Linked DNA regions of Homo sapiens: region 2 is linked to region 1. The links are chromatin loops, found by intact Hi-C in ENCODE. Cell type or tissue: left ventricle myocardium inferior. All regions are shown on one strand. Links, peaks and the distances in the headings refer to the core of each region. The heading gives the core; the rest is flanking DNA. Region 1 holds the start of LDLRAD4-AS3 (LDLRAD4 antisense RNA 3). Region 2 overlaps LDLRAD4 (low density lipoprotein receptor class A domain containing 4).

Region 1 (9,283 bases), core at 634-8,633:
GGCAACATGGCAAAAGCCTGTTTCTACAAAAAATACAAAATTAGCTGGGGGTGGTGGCGGGTCCCTTTGGTCCCAGCTACTTGGGAGGCTGAGGTGGGAGGATCACCTGAGCCTAAGAGGTTGAGGCTGCAGTGAGCTGTGATCATGCCAGTGCACTCCAGCCTGGGTCACAGAGTGAGACCTTGTTTCACCAAAAAAAAAAAAAAAAGGAAAATCAAACAATATAATATACCACATTTATAGAATGAAAGAAAAAAAATGAGATCTTCTCAATAGACACAGAAAAGGCATTTGACAAACTCTTAACCTTCTTTGATTATAAAAACACACAAAAACCTAGAAATAGAAGGAACTTCTTCAACAAGATAAAAGGCATGTCCTCGTCCAGCTGGGTGCCTCTAACAAAATACCATATACGAGGTGGCCTGTAAACAACAGAGGTTTATTTCTCATTGTTCTGGAGGTCGGAAGTCTGAGATCGGGGCACCACCAGATTCTGTGTCTGGTGGGGGCCTGTTTCCTGGTTCATAGATGGAACATTCTTGTTATATCTTCACATGGTGGAAGGGGCCAGCCAGCTCTCTGGGATCTCTTTTATAAGGACACTAATCCCATTTATGAGGGCTCCGCCCTCATGACCTAATCACCTCCTGAAGGCTCCACTTCCTAATATCCTCACATTGGTAATTAGGTTTCAACATGTGAGTTGTAGTGGGGCACAAACATTCAGTCTATAGCAGGGTATTTATGAAAAACCTACTAATACCATACTCAGTGGTGAAAGCTTTAAACCCTAAGACAAGGAACAAGAGAGGATACCCACTTTTACCAATGCTGTTCAACATTGTACTCCAGGTTCTAGCCAGAGCAACTAGACAAGAAAAAGAAATAAAAGGCATCCAATTGCAAAGAAAAGAATGAAAACTATCCCTGTTCAAAAATGACATGATCTTATGTATAGAGTATCTCCGAGATGCCACAAGAAAGCTACTAGAACAAATAGATGAATTCAGCAGAATTGCTGGGAACAACATCAACATGCAAAAATCAAGTGTGTTTCTATACATGTGCCATGAACAATCTGAAAAGGAAATTAACAAAGTCATTTCATTTAAATTAGCTCTAAAAGAATAAAATACCTAGAAGTAAATTTAACCCAGGAAGAAAGATTTGTACACTGAAAACAATACAAAATATTGCTGAAAGAAATTAAAGAATACCTAATTAAATGGAAAGACGTTCCATATTCATGGGTAAGAAGACTTAGTATAGCTAACACATAAATACTACCTAAAGCCATCTACAGATGCAATACAATCCCTATCAAAATTCTAACAGCCTTTCACTTTTGCAAAAGCTGATCTTAAGATTCATATAGAATTTCAAGGCACACCTTACAGCCAACACACTCTTGAGAAAGAACAAAGTCAGAGGACTCACACTTCCCAGTTTCAAAATTTACAAAAGTACTGTAATCAACACGGTGTGGCGTGGACTTCAGGATAGATGCATAGACCTATGAAGAGAACTGAGAGTCCGGACATCCACACAGCTATGGCTGGATGATTGGATGATTTTTGATAAGGGCTCCAAGTCCATTTAATGGGAAAGAATAGTCTTTTCAACAAATGATGCTGGGGCAACTGGGTTCCTGCATCAAAAGAAGGGAGTTGGACCCTATCTCATATCAGGTACAAAAATTAGCTTGAAATGTATCAACGACTTACATTTAAGAGCCAAGAGCATAAAATTCGTAGGAGAAAACATAGGGGTAAGTTTTCATGATGTTGGATATGGCAGTGGATTCTTAGCTATAACACCCAAAGTATGAACAACAAAAGAAAAAAAAACAGATAAATTTGACTTTATCAAAATGAAAGACTTGTGTGCATCCAAAGACATTATTAAGAGAGTAAAAAGACATCCTACAAAATGGGAGAAAATATTTGCAAGTCATTTATCTGATGAAGGCTTATTATTCAGAATATATAAAGGACTGCAAATCAAAACCCCAATGAGATACCATCCCACACCAGTCAGAATGGCGATCATTAAAAAGTCAGGAAACAACAGGTGCTGGAGAGGATGTGGAGAAATAGGAACACTTTTACACTGTTGGTGGGACTGTAAACTAGTTCAACCATTGTGGAAGTCAGTGTGGCGATTCCTCAAGGATCTAGAACTAGAAATACCATTTGACCCAGCAATCCCATTACTGGGTGTATACCCAAAGGAATATAAATCATGCTGCTATAAAGACACATGCACATGTATGTTTATTGCGGCACTATTCACAATAGCAAAGACTTAGAACCAACCCAAATGTCCAACAACGATAGACTGGATTAAGAAAATGTGGCACATATACACCATGGAATACTATACAGCCATAAAAAATGATGAGTTCATGTCCTTTGTAGGGACATGGATGAAGCTGGAAACCATCATTCTCAGCAAACTATTGCAAGGACAAAAAACCAAACACTGCATGTTCTCACTCATAGGTGGGAATTGAATAATGAGAAGACATGGACACAGGAAGGGGAACATCACACACCGGGGCCTGTTGTGGGGTGGGGGGAGGGGGGAGGGATAGCATTAGGAGATATACCTAATGTTAAATGACGAGTTAATGGGTGCAGCACACCAACATGGCACGTGTATACATATGTAACTAACCTGCACATTGTGCACATGTACCCTAAAACTTAAAGTATAATAATAATAAAAAAAGAACTACTAAAAGACTCAACAACAAAAGGACAAATAACCAAACACAAAAATGGGCAAAGGGCTTAAATAGACATTTATCCAAAGAAGATATGCAATGACCAATAAACAAATGAAAACATACCAAGTATTCTTAGTTATTTGAGAAAGGAAAATCAAAACCACAATGAGATACCACTTCACACCTACCAGAGGGGTTATGATTTTAAAAATCAGAAAATAACAAGCATTGGCAAAGATGTGGAGAAATTGGAACCCCTTTTTATTACTGATAGGAGTTTACAACGATGCAGCTACTATGGAAAACAGTTTGATGGTTTCTCTACAAGTTAAACATACAATTACCATATGATGCAACAATTCCACTCCCAGGTGTACAACCAAAATAATTGAAAACAAGGACCGGAACAGATATTTGTACCCACTGTTCATTACAGCATTATTCACAATGGCCAGAGAGTGGAAATAACTTACAAGTCTATCAACTGATGAAGAGATAAAAAATGTGGTATATACACGTGATGAAATATTACTCAGCCATAAAAAGGAATGAAGTTTGGATGAACCTTGGAAAACATTATGCTAAGTGGAATAAGCCAGTGACTAAAATATAAGATATGACAAATATATGATACTGCTTATATGAAATATCTAGCATACACAAGGTCAGAGAGACAGGAAGTGGATTAGAGGTTACCAGGAGCTTGGAGGAGGGAAGAATTGAGACTTTACTGCTTGATGGTTACAGAGTTTTGTGTTCAGGGAAGAGATTTGGAAATGGATGGTGGTGACAGTTGCACAACAGTGCAAATGTTAGTAACACCACTGAATTGTGTCTCAGTTACTGGGAGGCTGAAGAGGGAGGATTCTTTGAGCCAGGGATTTGGAGGCTGGCCTGGGCAACATAGTGAGACTCCATCTCTAAAAATAAATCTAATAATGATTAAAGTGGCAACATTTGTTATATATATTTTACTACAATAAAAAGTTAGAAAAAATCGTGGGACTATTTGGAGTGCAATTAACAACATTGAGTTTTATTTCTCCTTCTCCAGACTAACATCTAACAGGTCTGTGGATCAGAAATGATGGTGGAGCAGTTGCCCTTTGACATAGCGATAGACCGTGTGGAAATGGTATTCAGTAAGCCCTTGACATCCAAAGGGGTGCACATGCAGACCTTTGCAAATCTCCAATAGAGGGCTGCAGAAATGTTTGTAGAGTCTCTTGACTTTCTTCAGACTCATATTTTCATAGAGAAATAAGTGTTTCCTGCGTATTTTCTCACCTGCAAGTTTAATCTCTCATGAATGGTTGTGTTTCATGAGGAAATAAAGTTTTCAGCACTTTGGAAGTGTGTATAAGGATGGTTAGAAAATCATACTGTCAGGTTGAGATGTGGATTCTCATCCTTCCGCCGGCACCTCACCAACCCAGCACTTGGCCACCATCCTTGTGGCACGTAATTCATGTCTGCCACAGCAAAATAGCCAATGTCCTGGAGCCCTGAGCCCTGTGAGATGTGTAGGAAGTCACCCTGCCCCTGTCTGGCATCTAGTATGAGCTCTAGGCATGTTTGTTGATTGAGTTAGTGAGTCAGTCACTGTCAGTCAGAGGCACATGCTGGGATGTGTTGCGGGAAGTGGATCGCTGACCCTCTGGTCATGGCACTCCCGCCTTCCTGCTCTGGTATGGGCCTGGATGAGGGTGCAAGGGTGTCTGCTGGGGTCAGTTCTGCTTCCCCAGATCCCAGCCACCCTCCTCAGCCACACACAGCACTGACCTCACTCCCCATGCGCTGCCCTGCTCTCAACTTCCACTTCTCCCCAGTGTCTTGGGCAAGCAGAGTGCCCACAAAGACCCCTGTTAGGACGCAATGCCTAGCAGGGGTCTTTGTGGCCCTGGTAACCGCCCTCTCCCTCTCCACCGGCCACTGCAGCTGCATTCACCTCTCCACGCCCAGGCTGCCCTGGTGAAAAGAAGCTCGTTTGTAGACAAAGTGTGGGAGTGTCTTTACTGTGGGTGAAAGAGCAAACTTGGGGATCTCTTTGCAAAGTGCTGGAGATTGTTAATGATGTCATAATTAGTAGGCAGCACTCAAAGTGTTATGACATCATTAACCAGTGATTGTTGTACTCCGTGGCCTTTCTAACTGGCTTGTGATTGGGCCCCAAGGCTGCCTGGCCCTCCGTGAGACCATGTCTGAATAGATACCTGAGAGTTAGACCCATGCGCTGGGTCTGGCTGAGGCTGTGTGTAGATCACAGCAGCGTGAGCACTGGCTGTACCTTTGCCCTGTCCTGCTGCTCTCACTGTCTGCTGTGTCGGGACACTGAGCAGAAGTGGCGGTGGAATGCACACAGCACAGCGTGTCACAGTGCGCATGGGCTCCCCACTGGAAGGGATGTAGCATTGTTTTTCTTTCGTAATGGAGAGAAGAGGGGAAGAAAAGGCCCAGGCACTGGTTCTCCAACTCTTGTACATCCGGTCACTGTCCTGAGATTCAGAAGGTCTGGGGTGTTCTGAGAATTTGCATTTCTGACAAGTTTGCAGAGAGTAATGCTGATGCTGCTGGTTCAGGGACCCACTCGGAGAGTCAGTGGCCTGGAGCACTGGAGGGCTCCGTGGAGCTGGGGAGGGTGGAGGGATGACGGCCTCGGGATGGCACAAGGAGGTGCCGGGTGAAGAGGAGGTGCCGGAGGCAGGATGGAGCAGCTCACAGTGGTACCTGGGATGGCCCCGTGGCTTCTGCCAAGCCAAATTCTCCTGTTTCATAAGAATTGCTCACCGGTGAGACTCCATTTTTCTTGAAGAACAGTGTTGTTTGTTTTATTTTATTTTCTTTCAGGCATATATAGAATCTTTGGCACTATAAAAAGCATTTACCGCATAATTAATATCTAATTGTTCCCAGAGAAGACACAATCTTATAAGGGGAAGTCATGGGAAGAAGGAAGCTCTGGTCATAAAAACACGATTTCCACCTTCTGTGCAGAGAAACTGCACTCTTAATTGTAGGCAGAAGGGTTTCGTTTGGGTGACTTCATCTTCACCACTGGAAGACGCTGCCCACCTCCCAGCCAACCCCCTCCCCAGACCGAGGGTGGACGGGCCTGGCCGTCAGGGAAGGCCTCGCATTGTGCCATCCAGCCGGGGCTTGGCCATGGCCAGTCTGAGGCAGTGTGGGCTCCTGCGCCTGTTGTCTTTGAAGTCCCTGCAACCAGATCAGCTCTCTGCTCTCTGAGATCCCAGGGCTGTCGAGCTCATTGAAGCCTGCAAATGGGACAGCACTGGCCTTCCTCCTTTTCATTCAGCCACTGGACGGGGCTGGCCCACGAGCCAGCAGATAAAAGAAGTCATTTAAGCTTTGATTTCAGATAAAAGACTTGAGGTTCATGAAATGCTCCAGCATAACAGTGCAGCTTCTGTTCTGTGCTGCAAAACACATTAGAATACAAACAAAGGGGCTGCTCCGTGGAGCCTGCAGGATCCCGACCCTGTCCAGGCTGGGTGCCAGGTCTGAGGGTTTGGGCGTCCTCTCCGCCAATGAGAAATCCACCTGGCGGCCTCCTCTGTCCTGTTCACCCACCCACTCCCATCCACTCTGTCTTCTTACCTTAATTTGCACCTACTTGGCCTTAATGTTGGCAGAAAGGTTACGGAGAGACAGTTTAAGGTCAAGTGCAATAAAATGATTTCATTTACACATCACAGAGGTCCCTGGTTAATACACTGCAGAATGTTCTATTCTCATGAATAATCTTGCTTCACAAACATACTCCTTGTTTGTTTTCACTGGGTAGAAAGGGACAGGTTTCATAGTTAACAGCGAGCACATCTGAGCAAACACGTACCTCTTTTTCTTGAGTAATGTGTAGAGAACATTTTGTGGTAGTGTTTATGTCTGTCTTTTGCAAACGTTAGAAGATAGTGTTAATTCTTTACTCATCATCTCAGTATGTCATTATCATTCTCTGAACAGCATTTGTTTGTAGAAGTCAACATTAATTAATCTTCTCAACTGAAATGAAAATACTTTATGGGAATACACTGAGAACCCCCCGCCCCCGCCTGCCAGCACATCAGATGGATTGAAGCATTTGAAGGCAGAATATAGTTCACAGAAAAAGCAAACCTAATTATAACCTAAAGATCATACATCAGGTGAGTTATGTTCATTTCAAAACAGAGACATTAAAAATGTGTCTTCTTCTTGCCCAGGCAAAAATCCCACAAGGGTAAGAAAGAGCACGTGGCCTGGATTCTTCATCCCATCTCCAGCTTCTCTAGTTGTTTATTGTAGGCATTTATCCCATAGTCTAGGTGTTTCTGCATGAAAATCATATCACAGCCAGACAGATTCAAAAACCTAGTGGGGGCTGGGCACTGTGGCTCATGCCTGTAATCCCAGCACTTTGGGAAGCTGAGGCAGGATGATAGCTTAAGGCCAGGAGTTTGAGTCTCTACAAAAAGTAAAAATTAGCTGGGTGTAGTGATGCATCTGCAGTAGTCCCAGCTACTCAGGAGGCTGAGGTGGGAGGCTTGCTTGAGCCCAGTTGGAGGCTGCAGTGAGCTATGATCGTGTCACTACACTCCAGTCTGGGCAGCACAGTAAGATCCCATCTCATATATATATATATATATATATATATATATATATATATATATAACGTTTACATTTTATATATATTTATAATATACATATTATACAGGGGCGGGGCTTATACACCAGATCCAAATTCAAACACTTTCTTTTTGAGAGACGCAACCTCAGGCCCCAAAGTGAAGTTCCTGAGAGCCTGTGGCATTTGTCTCTGATCCAGGAACCACCTTAACCCCAGACAAATAGGACCCATGCTCTTGCTGATGTGGTTTGGCTCTGTGTCCCACCAGATCTGTTGCTGAATTGTAATCCTCAGCATTGAAAGTGGAGTCTGGTAGGAGGTGGTTGGACCATGGGGGTGGTTTCTTGTGAATGACTTAGCACCATCTGTTTGGTGCTGTTGTCGTGGTAGTGAGTTCTCATGAGGTTCGGTTGTTTGAAAGTGTGCAGAACCCGCCTCGTGCTCTTTCTCTCCTGCATTAGCCATTAAGATGTGCTTGCTCCCCCTTTGCCTTCGCCATGATTGGAAGCTTCCTGAGGCTTCCCCAGAGGCAGAAGCCACTATGCTTCCTGTACAGGCCCCTGCAGAACTGTGAGCCAGTTAAACCTCTTTTTTAATATAAATTACCCAGTTTCAGGTATTTTTGATAGCAGTGTAAGAACAGACTAATACAGCCGCTAAGCCGTGAGGAATCCTCAACCAGCCCAGCCCCTGCAGCCCTTGGGCTGCACATTTCCTAGGTCAGCCTGCAAAAACCCTGAGTCAGACATATCCATCCCAACCTCAGGAGTTAGACACGTGTCAGATTCAAATGGAAGCAACATTGGGAAGCGGCTTCCAGCCCACTGGGTGCAGATCCAAGCCATTGCTCCCTCCATGCAGGACAGAAAGTGATGGTGTGGCCAGTGCAGCAGTCCTGATACCCCAGTGAGGACTTCGGGGCCAGGTGGGTCTTGCTCCCTTCCTCCTGGACCCAGAGGATGGTCTGCAGGGGAGCAGAGGAACTGGGATGGAAGTGAAGCCAGTGCCTGGCCAGAGGGAGAGGGGCCACAGGTGCAGATCATGAGAGTGTCTGGAGACTCCAGAAGTAGAGTTGATTCTACCCCACACCTACCTGGCACCTTGTCTCAAAGACAACAACAACAAACAACAAAAGGTCTTTGTCTCCCGAGGTTAGGATGGCTATGTCTGACTCGGGATTTTTGGGTGGCAGTTAGAGAGGACTCAGGCTGACCCAGGAAATGTGCGGCCCAGGGGCTACAGGTGCTGGGGTTGGTGGAGGATTCCTCATGGTTTAGCATGAGCTGAGTCCTGCTTATCTGGGGTTAAGATGGTTTATGGGTCATAGACAAATGCCATGGGCTCCCAGGAGCCACAGTTTGGGGCCTGAGGGTGCTTGCCCTGGGTCTGGGGTGGCTCCTCTTGATTGCTGGGAAGCACCCAAAGAAGCCTTAGTCACATCCAGTGTTGACGTGACTCCAGAGGGAAGTGGAGCAGACAGGAGCCTCAAGGGTGCAAACGTTAAGTTTGCTGTTTTCAGTCTGTGCTTGGCACTTTCCTCACTAGATCTTTTTCACTTAGGTTAAACAATTCTTTCTCCCAGTATGAGGAATGCCAGATTCACAGTGGTGGCTCTGTTTTTTGTTTTGTTTTAAGAGATGTCTCACTCTGTGGCCCGGAGACAACAGGATCCCTGGAGCCCAGGAGCTCAAGGCTGGTTCACTGCAGCTTTGATCTCCTAGGCTCCAGGAATCCTTGTGGCTCAGCCTCCAGAGTAGCTGGGACTCTGGTGCTCGCCACCACACCCCGCTGATTTTTTTTTTTTTTTTTTTGTAAAGACAGGTTCTTGCTGTGTTGGCCAGGCTGGTCTTAAGCAGTCCTCCTGCCTCAGCCTCCTAAAGTGCTGGGATTACCGGCATGAGCCACTGGGCCCTGCCTGGCTGTTCTGT
Region 2 (9,283 bases), core at 927-8,926, 56 kb before region 1:
AGTATGCCAATTTAATTTCTTAGTTTTGATGATTGCACTGCAGCTGTCAGATGTAAACACTGGAGAAGGTGGGTTAAGGAGAGTAGACAGGAACTCTAGTGATTTTACAACTCTTCCTCACATTTAAAATTATCTCAAAGTAAGAAGTTTACAGAAACCTTTATGGGTATGTATACCCTTTTAATTGACATTCAGTTTTGCTATTGTTTACACAGTGAGGCTTAATCTGCATTAATGGATGGAAACATAGCATATAAGGAGTCCAGGATGACAGATAATGGCCTACACTGGACTTTGAAATATGTTGTGTATACATTTCTCCTCCTTCCTCAGATTTGCCTTGTGATTAGGCTAACAATCTAAGAGATAAGGCCAATCAGGTTAGATGCTGGCAGGAAATTCATAAAACTGATTATTTCTTGGGAAACTGAAAGCTCTGTTTGTAAAAGGCTAGCTTGATTTCAGTGGATGGCTTTTTGTTAGTGGGAAGTGGAGATTCAGGGCAAAATGCAGGAATGGGTTTTTAGGGTACAGTGGCTGCCCCTCCAGTTGAAGGTCCATGGGGTGCATTCTCATGGCCACCAGAGAAGATGGCAGTTAGTTATTATAAGTATCAATACGGGCCAGGTGCGGTGGCTTACGCCTATAATCCCAGCACTTTGGGAGACTGAGGCGGGTGGATTGCTTGCATCCAGGAGTTTAAGACCAGCCTGGGCAACATAGCAAAATCCCGTCTCTACTAAAAATACAAACATTTAGCTGGGTGTTGTGGCATGCACCTGTATTCCCAGCTACTTGGGAAGCTGAGGTAGGAGGATCACCTGAGTCTGGGAGGTGAAGTTTGAAGTGAGCTGAGATTGTGCCACTGCACTTCAACCTGGGTGACAGAACCAGACCCTGTCTCAAAAAAAAAAAAAAGAAAGAAAAAAAAGTGCCTCTATAGAGTCCTAAGAGCAAAATCATCTTTTGTTAGTATGCTTATCTCATAGTTTTGCCGTAAGTGCTTAACAAATGCTTGAACAAAGCATTTGCTATTAGACTAATATGTTACTACTTCCAAGTATTTTACTTGGATACTGATATGGTTTGGCTGTGTCCTTACCCAAATCTCATCTTGAATTGTAGTTTCCATAATTCCCACCTGTCGTGAGAGGGACCCAGTTGGAGGTAATTGAATCACAGGGATGAGTCTTTCCTATGCTGTTCTCATGATAGTGAATAAGTCTCATGTGATCTGATGGTTTTATAAAGGGCAGTTCCCCTGCACACGCTCTCTTGCCTGCTACCAGGTAAGACGTGACTTTGCTCCTCATTTGCCTTCAGCCATGATTGTGAGGCCTCCCCAGCCATGTGGAACTGTGAGTCCATTAAACCTCTTTCCTTTATAAATTATCCAGTCCCTGTTATGTCTTTATTAGCAGTGTGAGAACAGAATAATACAGATACTTTTGTTGAAATTGCCATCATGAGACCCAACCCAGTAGTCTGCACCCAAGTTCTTTTTTGTTTCTTTGAGACAGAGTCTTACTCTGTTTTCCAGGCTGGAGTGCAGTGGGGCAATCATGGCTCACTGTAGCCTTGACCTCCTGGGCTCAAGCAGTCCTCCCACCCCAGCCTCTTGAGTAGCTGATTACAGGTGCACATCACCAATGCCCAGCTAATTAAAAAAATTGTTTGGTAGAGATAGGGTCTCACTATGTTGCCCAGGCTGGTCTCAAACTCCTGGACTCAAGTGATCCTCCCACCTCAGCCTCCCAAGTGTTGAGATTACAGGGATGAGCCATCACGCCTGGCCTGCACTGAGTTCTGAAGTTAGTATTTGCTCAGGGCAATTCCCTAACTCTTTGACAGTAGTCAGATCAGTGGCATGACTTTGCCTCAGTTACTGCATTGTCTGCTACTTCCTCATATGTAATCTCTGGCCCCATCACACTGCCTACTATTCCTAGAGCATGACATGTCCTTTACACCCAGCCTCTGTTCTTTCCAGCTCTTAAAGTATCCTTATCTTTCTTTTCTCTCTGAAAAATTTCTGCTCATTTTCAGCACTCAGGTCAGCTAATATCTCCCTTATAAAGAAGTATTATCATAAGGTTCCATATTTCTCTATTATAACATTTACCATGGTGTTTCTATTTGAATGAATGAGATTCATTCACTTCTCTCTCATCCATTCATATGATATTGATCAAGTGCCTATTATGGACTAGGTACATGAGGAACTAGAGAGACAGCAGTGAAGGTTCAGACAGGGTCCCCGACTTTATGGGCCTCCACTCCAGCAGGGCAGGTGGACTGAACTAGCTATATAATTACGGTGGTGAGAAAAGGATTTGTTTACCTGTTAGCATTTCTAGATTATGAGCTCTTGGAGGGCATGGATTTTTGTCTTCCTTGTTTTTGAAGCCCCAGTGTCTTAGAATAGCACCCGGCAGCCAGTAGGCGCTCCGTAAGTGAACGAATGAACTGAGCACTTAATGTACCAATTTGTACATGATCTTATGGACGATCACTTTGCTCCCAGCAGCTTCTCAAATTTTTATTGATCTATGAACCGAGCTGAGAAGTTCATAGTTGAAGACTGTCCTGAGCTTCCTGGATGCGCTGCTTCCTTCTCCTGGTACGTAGTAAGGGCAGCGTGTGTGACCTGACAGGATCACAGCAAGGCTGTGCATCAGTCAGGATTCTTCTTGCAGGCAACAGCCACCACCAGCAGGAAGGGCTCCTCTTGAGCCTTGCTGTCTTCTCATGTTTCCAGTGCCACGTCAAGCCCAGGATGGTGCTTTGAGTGGAGCTTGGGTCGCATGACTGTGCTTGGCTGTAAGGAAGGTTGGAATCCAGTGCTGTGCTTGTATCTGCGTTTTCTGTTGCAAAGGCACTCCCTTTCCCACAGACCTATCAAGTGGGGAGGGAAGGAGGTTTCAGTGCTTGGCAAGAAATATCACTGTACGTGTTCACTACTCACTGACATGTAATTGGTCAACTGTTCGTAAATTCCGGCTATTTTGTGTTTAAGCTGATAGAGAATTCTGACAAAGTAAATGTGAGCTTCTGCGGAAGTTTCTATCACAGTATTTTTAAACATGCATCAATATCTTTGTAAATTGAATTGCTCCGTTTAACCTCATCTCATAGTGTGATCAATCGAGGCCTCAGGTCTCTGACCAGGCACTTGCAGTAATTTTTCAAGAACACTGTATTTGACAGAAACAGCCTGGTAGAATGTGATTTGGGAAAAGGGATAATGTCTTCAATTGAGTACGGAAATTATGTCTTTAAACGTCTGGGAATTCTATTCAATCATTCAGTCAACTGTCAACATTTACTGGATGTCCAGTGTTTGCAGTGACCTAACGATTGCTGTGTAGTGATTTGCATTCTTTAGTAAGTTTTTCCAAGAAGTTTTATATCTTCTTTCTAGGAGAGAGTATGGTTGGGCTGGGCGGGGTGGCACACGCCTGTAATCTCAGCGACTGTGGGAAGCTGAGGCAGAGGAGTGCTTGAGCCCAGGAGTAGGAGTGCAGCCCATGCAACATAGAGAAACTCCAGAAATTAAAAAAAAAAAATTTTTTTTTAAATCACTGGGAAAAGAAATAATTATAAGAGAGTACCTGCGTTTCTACCCATACCCGAGGTTTTCTTGTTTGTGATCATTAAATAAGTGGATGGTGTTGCTCTGGTGGTGTGCTGGACATATTTTCTCAAACCAGAGGTGCACTATAGTCCACCATGCTTTGTTCCAAAATTTGTAGTGGAGGTCTACCTCATGCCTCGTTTTGTGCCAGGCACAAATGAAATCCAGAGATGAACATCTTGGGGTGCCTGCCTTAGCAGGCAAGACTCTTGGTTGAAGGGACAGCAGGTGGGCCTTGGGGCCAGGCATCCTTGGGAGATGCCTCCATCCCCACCATTGCTTGGCTTTGTTGCTTTGGGCAAGTCACATGACCTCTTGGAGCCCGTTTCATCCTTGTAGGATGGGGTTACTGATACCCACCTCATTGCACTAAGTGGGCCAGTGAATGTACAGTTCAGTACCTTCCTCATGCAGTTGGCATCTCTATTGTCACTGTCACTTAGAGGCCAGAGGACAGGCAGGACCCAGACACTGGAGTGCATTTGATGCCAGGCTGTGGAATTTGAATTTTACAAAGAGGAGTCATGTTTCCATTTACTAATTACACGATTAACTGGAGAATATGCTAAAGTCCCCCATTGTCACAAATTACAGTTTCTTTCTTACTTTTGCATTTCTGTGTTTGCTGCAGCCCAGCAGGAGGTCCATTAAACCAAAAGGACTCATTATCTCCTCAGGACAGGGATGGTGAGGGAGGAGGCTGGCTTGCAGACACCTGCCCTTGCTGTCCTCAGCAGGAAAGGGTGGGGAGCTCGAGAAGGAGAAGCCCACACGCCCTTCTGTCCTTGGACTGTGTAGACCTTCTTAGGGTGGCTTCATTATTTGCCAGGCAGTAAACTCCCTGATTATCAGACACATCTGTATGCCAAGCGAAGTATTAAAACAGACTCTTTGCAAAGCCTATGGAAGTGTTTTTTGGGCAACCACTCTTGGTACTGTTTTCATGCATGACCTTGGATAATTGACATTTGTCTGTGGTTCAAACTGGAGATGTCCAGTGCTTACAGATACCTAAAGATTGCTGTGTAGTAATTTGCATTCTTTAGTAAGTTTTTCCAAGAAGTTTTATATCTTCTTTCTGTGAGAGTACAGCTGGGCTGGGCAGTGTGGTCCATGCCTGTAATCTCAGCTACTCTGGGAGGCTGGTTGTGGGGGCATCTGTTGCCTGGAGGTCTCTGGAATAATACAACACAGGGCCCTGAGCCCCAGAAATGCTGGCTTATTCCTCTTGAGTTTCCTCCTCAGTTAAGGGATTATTCAGGTTTCCAAAACACACAGTCTCTTATGACCTGAGAAAGGTCTCTCATTTGCATTTGCTCATTACGGTGGGTAATAGACTGGAAGTATGACCTTTCTCCAGTTAACGACCCTTCCCCACAGACGAGGCTTGCGTGCCTGTGTCTATAGCACATAGTGCGCCTGAGCTGATGATGTGGCTCTTCTGAACAGCTGCGGTGGCAGCCCTGAGGCCAAGGCCCCGGCTACTCTAGGGTGGGTGTGGGGTGGGAGGTGTGCTTTCCCACCAAAGGAAGTCTGGTTGTATAGGCAGACTTGTCTCCCCGGTGGTTAGGGCTGTCTGAGGAGCTGCTCTTGTTTCCAAGAGTTTCAGGTACGTAGTGTACTGAGGGGAGCCCCCAGGATTAATACACAAAGTGGATGACACCTCCAGGTTACTAGAGAGGCAAACCTCACCCCCCCAGGACGGTCCCTTGCAAACCCTTGCAGTCCGCCATATCCATCTTTCCCACTGGATTCCAGTTCTCCAAGGAAAAGCCAGGGCCTGGAGCCAGGGCCACGCTGCCCGGTGTCCCAGCCCAGCAGGCATCAGGGTGGGTGGGGAGCCTGGGCTGCCCGGAGGGGTGCTCCCTCTATGCCCTTGTACCCCACGTGGCTCCTTCTTTGAAGCTGTGTCTCAGTCCCAGGGGAGAGCCTTCCAGGATGGAGGTTGAGAGGAGGGGAACGTGCATGGCTCTGTCTTCATCTCTGCGGTGACTTGCGTCGTAGGAGAGCTTTGGTGTGGGCTGTGCTGGCCAGTCATCACAGTGCCCTGCAGGGCGCAGGGCTGAGGGCAGGCTGACCAGACCTTCCATGAAGAGATCGGGCTGGCGGGGACACTGGAGTCCTCACTCTGCTGAGTCCAGCTCTGCCACACGTGGGCTATTCTGAGCTATGGCGAGTCATCATCCTCAGTTTCCCTTTGGCGAAGTGGGCCCAGTGATGCCCAGGAGCACCTTTTGAGGGTTGAGTGTGCAGCTTTAAATGCGAATGCCCACGATTCTGTGTTCTCCAGCCAAGTGTGGGGTACCCAGACCTCTTCCAGTTCTTGCCCTTCTTTTAAGTGGTTTGCATGAGATCCTCCAAGCACTGTCACTTTTTGAAACCCTGGCTTTTGTTTCCAGTTTCCTTTTCCAACAATAACAGGAACTTTGTGTTTAGTGGTTGGTGGTTCCACCTTCACTTAATGGGTTCGTCATCTCTCTGGGCATGTGAGCAGGGCTCGGGATCACGTCTCTGCTATAGAGACACACGGTGAAAACAGGCTTCAGCAGAGAACCACCGTTTGAATTATATGATGGCTTAAAGAAAGCTCTGTGTCTACTTCTGACATCTGTGTTTCTTGGTATGATGCTGGCACCTTAAAACATTTTTGCCCGTGTCTAGTAATATAGGAATTCATTCACTCATTTATTTATTCAACAAAATTTTCTTTGCTATTTGCAAAAATGTTATTTGCTATAGCAAATAAAAGCTATGCTCTATGCAATGGAAGAACACAGGTATGAACTATACAAGATTAATTCCTTTACAAAACTCTTAATAAAGGGAAAAACACTTATGAAAATAGAAGGTATCATTAATAATTATAGCATACACTTACATAATACTCTCTGTGCCACACTATTCTTGGTGCTTTCTATTTATATTATTTCAATTAATCCTCATAGCAACGTGTGAGGTAGGTACTATTTCTGTCTCCTTTTTATAGCTAAGGGAACTGAACCACAGACAGGTTAAGTGGCTTGCGCAAGATTGCACAGCCAGTAAGTAGTAGAGCCAGCTTCGAAATCCAGGCACTCTTGCAGCAGTATCCACTCTTAATCACCTGTGCTACACTGCCTTGGAAAGCAGTTGTTACATTAGAAAAGTGAAGGCAGATAATCCTGTGGGGAATGGCTTGTAGCTTGAGAGGTTCCAGAGTTCACATCTCACTGTAGTAGGGATACACCCAGCCAAAGTCTGAAAGTTAGAAAAATTATTTTAAGAAGTATGTTTGCATAAGTTGATTCCTTCTCTTTCAGGTTTATCTGCCATAATTCATAAGGCTCATACAAAAATTCAATGCGAAAGTTAGGTCTTAAGGAAAACCACGTGATTTGTTTCACTTTGGTGCGGTGGTCTAAACCTCTCTATTTATTTGCCAGTAGAACAATGCTTTATTAGTTTGCTGTTTTTCTTTTTTTTTTTTTTTGAGACAGAGTCTCACTCTGTCACCCAGGCTGGAGTGCAGTGGCGCGATCTCGGCTCACTGCAAGCTCTGCCTCCCGGGTTCACGCCATTCTCCTGCCTCAGCCTTCCAAGTAGCTGGGACTACAGGCGCCCGCCACCACACCTGGCTAATTTTTTTGTATTTTTTAGTAGAGACGGGGTTTCACCGTGTTAGCCAGGATGGTCTCGATCTCCTGACCTAGTGATCCGCCCATCTCGGCCTCCCAAAGTGCTGGGATTACAGGCGTGAGCCACCACGCCCAGCCAGTTTGCTGTTTTTCAAACTACATAATCATGCTCCCTTACAGTGGCCTGGAGATGTCAGTATTCCTTTTTGCTCAATCAGTTTATTGTAGGTAAATGTGTGTGTGTGTTGTGTGTGTGTGTGGTTTGTGTGTGTGTGTTTCTTTTTATCTACCTTCTTTGCTATATACATTTTGCCATATGAAAACCCTGGTAACCACTGGGCACAGGTTTCTATTGGTAGACACCACTTATCCACGGAGGAAGTGAGGACCCGGAGGTGGGAGGCTTCCCCAGCAACATGGCTCACATCTCGTTTAAGGTGCTGACAGTGCTGGAGGCTGGGCTGTTTAAGGTGCTCAGCAGCACTGCACCCGCACTGAGCCCTGGAGCTCCCGCTCCCCACCCGCCCTCTGAGGCCCTCCCAGGCTGGCTCCTTTCTCCCTCTGTAGCTTCCTCCTCAATTAGGCTCTCTTCCAACTCCCAACTCAACCCTGGTTGTGCCAGAAGTGAACTCCTCTGTACCCCCTCCACCTGGGCAGGGCTCTACACTGCCACCCCTTCTGGTCACCTGCCTTCAGGGCCTGGCTGGGCGCCATCCTTATAGGGAGCCTCTCATGGTTCCAGGGACCCAAAGTCCTTTGATCTGCCTCGCCCCTGAGACTTGCAAGTTCATACCATGGGGTCTGGCCTGAGGCAAGCCTCTTCCGGGTCGTTCTTCCTGCCTGATGGACCCTTAAAGCTGCATCTCCTGTTGCTGCCCTGAAGACTCTGGTTGTGTTTTCTGTGTCTCCGGCCTCGCTGCTGTTGGCTTCTGGGTCTTTATTCCATTGCAGGCCCTGTTGCTGTAGACAGCCCTTGGGTTTTATGTGTTCAACTTTCGACCAACCTGCACTTTGGCACATTGCATGTTGTGACACATAAACCATTTTTGGTGTGCTAAGTTCAAAGTTTTGAACAACAGCTGATGAACAAATATTTTGAGCTATGATTTGCTGGCACTGCTTGCAAGTTTGGTTTCTGAAGCATTTATTTATTCAGTCTACATTCATTCCAAAATATTTGCAAGTGCCTATGGAGATCCAAGCATTGCTCCAGAGAATAGAAGCTAAGCCGCCACACCTGGTTCCCACCCTTGGGAAGCTTTCAGCCCAGCCTCACCTCCTTTAAAATCTTTGTGCATTAGGGACTGAAAACCAGGAAATAGAGATTTTATATAAATGAATACATAGATGATTGAATTTAGTGGTGGCTTGATTCTAGGACACAGAATACTTCATGTACTTTTATCACCAATGATGAAAACTTGCGGTGAGTGCTTCAATTGGAATGTATTTGCTTGGCTTTACAAATGACCTTAGGGCTATATTTATAGAATCATTAAGGGTCTGAAGGAGTTCCTTAAATTTTTAGTTATACTTTGCTGCATTTTATTGGGAACATTATTTGCTATAATGGCATCTATGCAGTTGGGGATCCACATAGGTTTTGGGACAAGGACATCTGTACGTAGACATCTACAACCCAGAGGTATGCTCGTTAATGTTAATTTTTGTGTCATTTTACAACATATTGTGCCATATAAATGATCATCCAAAAAAGGAAGCAATAAATTTGGAAGTCATCAAGCCATAGTTTTGGATCATGATTAGGTCCAAACTTTTGCAGACCTGATACCTATCTTGGAGATTTTTATTTTTTTTATTTTTTAGAGACAATCTTGCTCCTTTGCCCAGGCTACAGGAGGCTGGGGTGCAGTGGTACAATCATAGCTCACCACAACCTATCTGAGAGTCTTTTAAGTTCTTTACGTGAATGATTTAATTTTATTGTTAAAATATCCACACAAATAGAGACTGTTAATATCTGCCGTTTATAGGTATCCAAACTGTGACCCAGAAAGGTTAAGTCACTTTCCCA

What was found. Peaks named below come from ENCODE experiments on the same cell type or tissue, not always from the same donor. Only the 100,000 strongest peaks of a DNase experiment are listed, where the experiment ranks them.
Region 2: a loop joins it to region 1, with 4 times the contacts of the local background. A loop is called at or near these places in 4 of 110 quality-filtered maps.

What each region holds. Positions count from the first base shown.
Region 1 is chr18:13,466,281-13,475,563 of GRCh38, forward strand. The region is part of intron 4 of LDLRAD4 (low density lipoprotein receptor class A domain containing 4); the gene reads left to right. LDLRAD4-AS3 (LDLRAD4 antisense RNA 3) reads right to left here and starts at 4,738. Exons shown (of 2, transcript XR_007066301.1): 1 at 4,514-4,738; 2 at 3,747-4,018. RefSeq lists enhancers at 7,744-8,245, 8,246-8,745. In left ventricle myocardium inferior, for the core only: no CTCF peak of the experiment used is centred there; DNase peaks (open chromatin) are centred at 4,470, 5,051 and 6,233; H3K27ac peaks cover 2,531 bases.
Region 2 is chr18:13,410,348-13,419,630 of GRCh38, forward strand. The region is part of intron 3 of LDLRAD4 (low density lipoprotein receptor class A domain containing 4); the gene reads left to right. It overlaps LDLRAD4-AS1 (LDLRAD4 antisense RNA 1), which reads right to left. Exons shown (of 4, transcript NR_040031.1): 4 at 9,152-9,283. Among named protein-coding and RNA genes, the nearest start is that of LDLRAD4-AS1, 13 kb to the right of the region's middle. In left ventricle myocardium inferior, for the core only: no CTCF peak of the experiment used is centred there; no DNase peak of the experiment used is centred there; H3K4me3 peaks cover 767 bases; H3K27ac peaks cover 4,746 bases.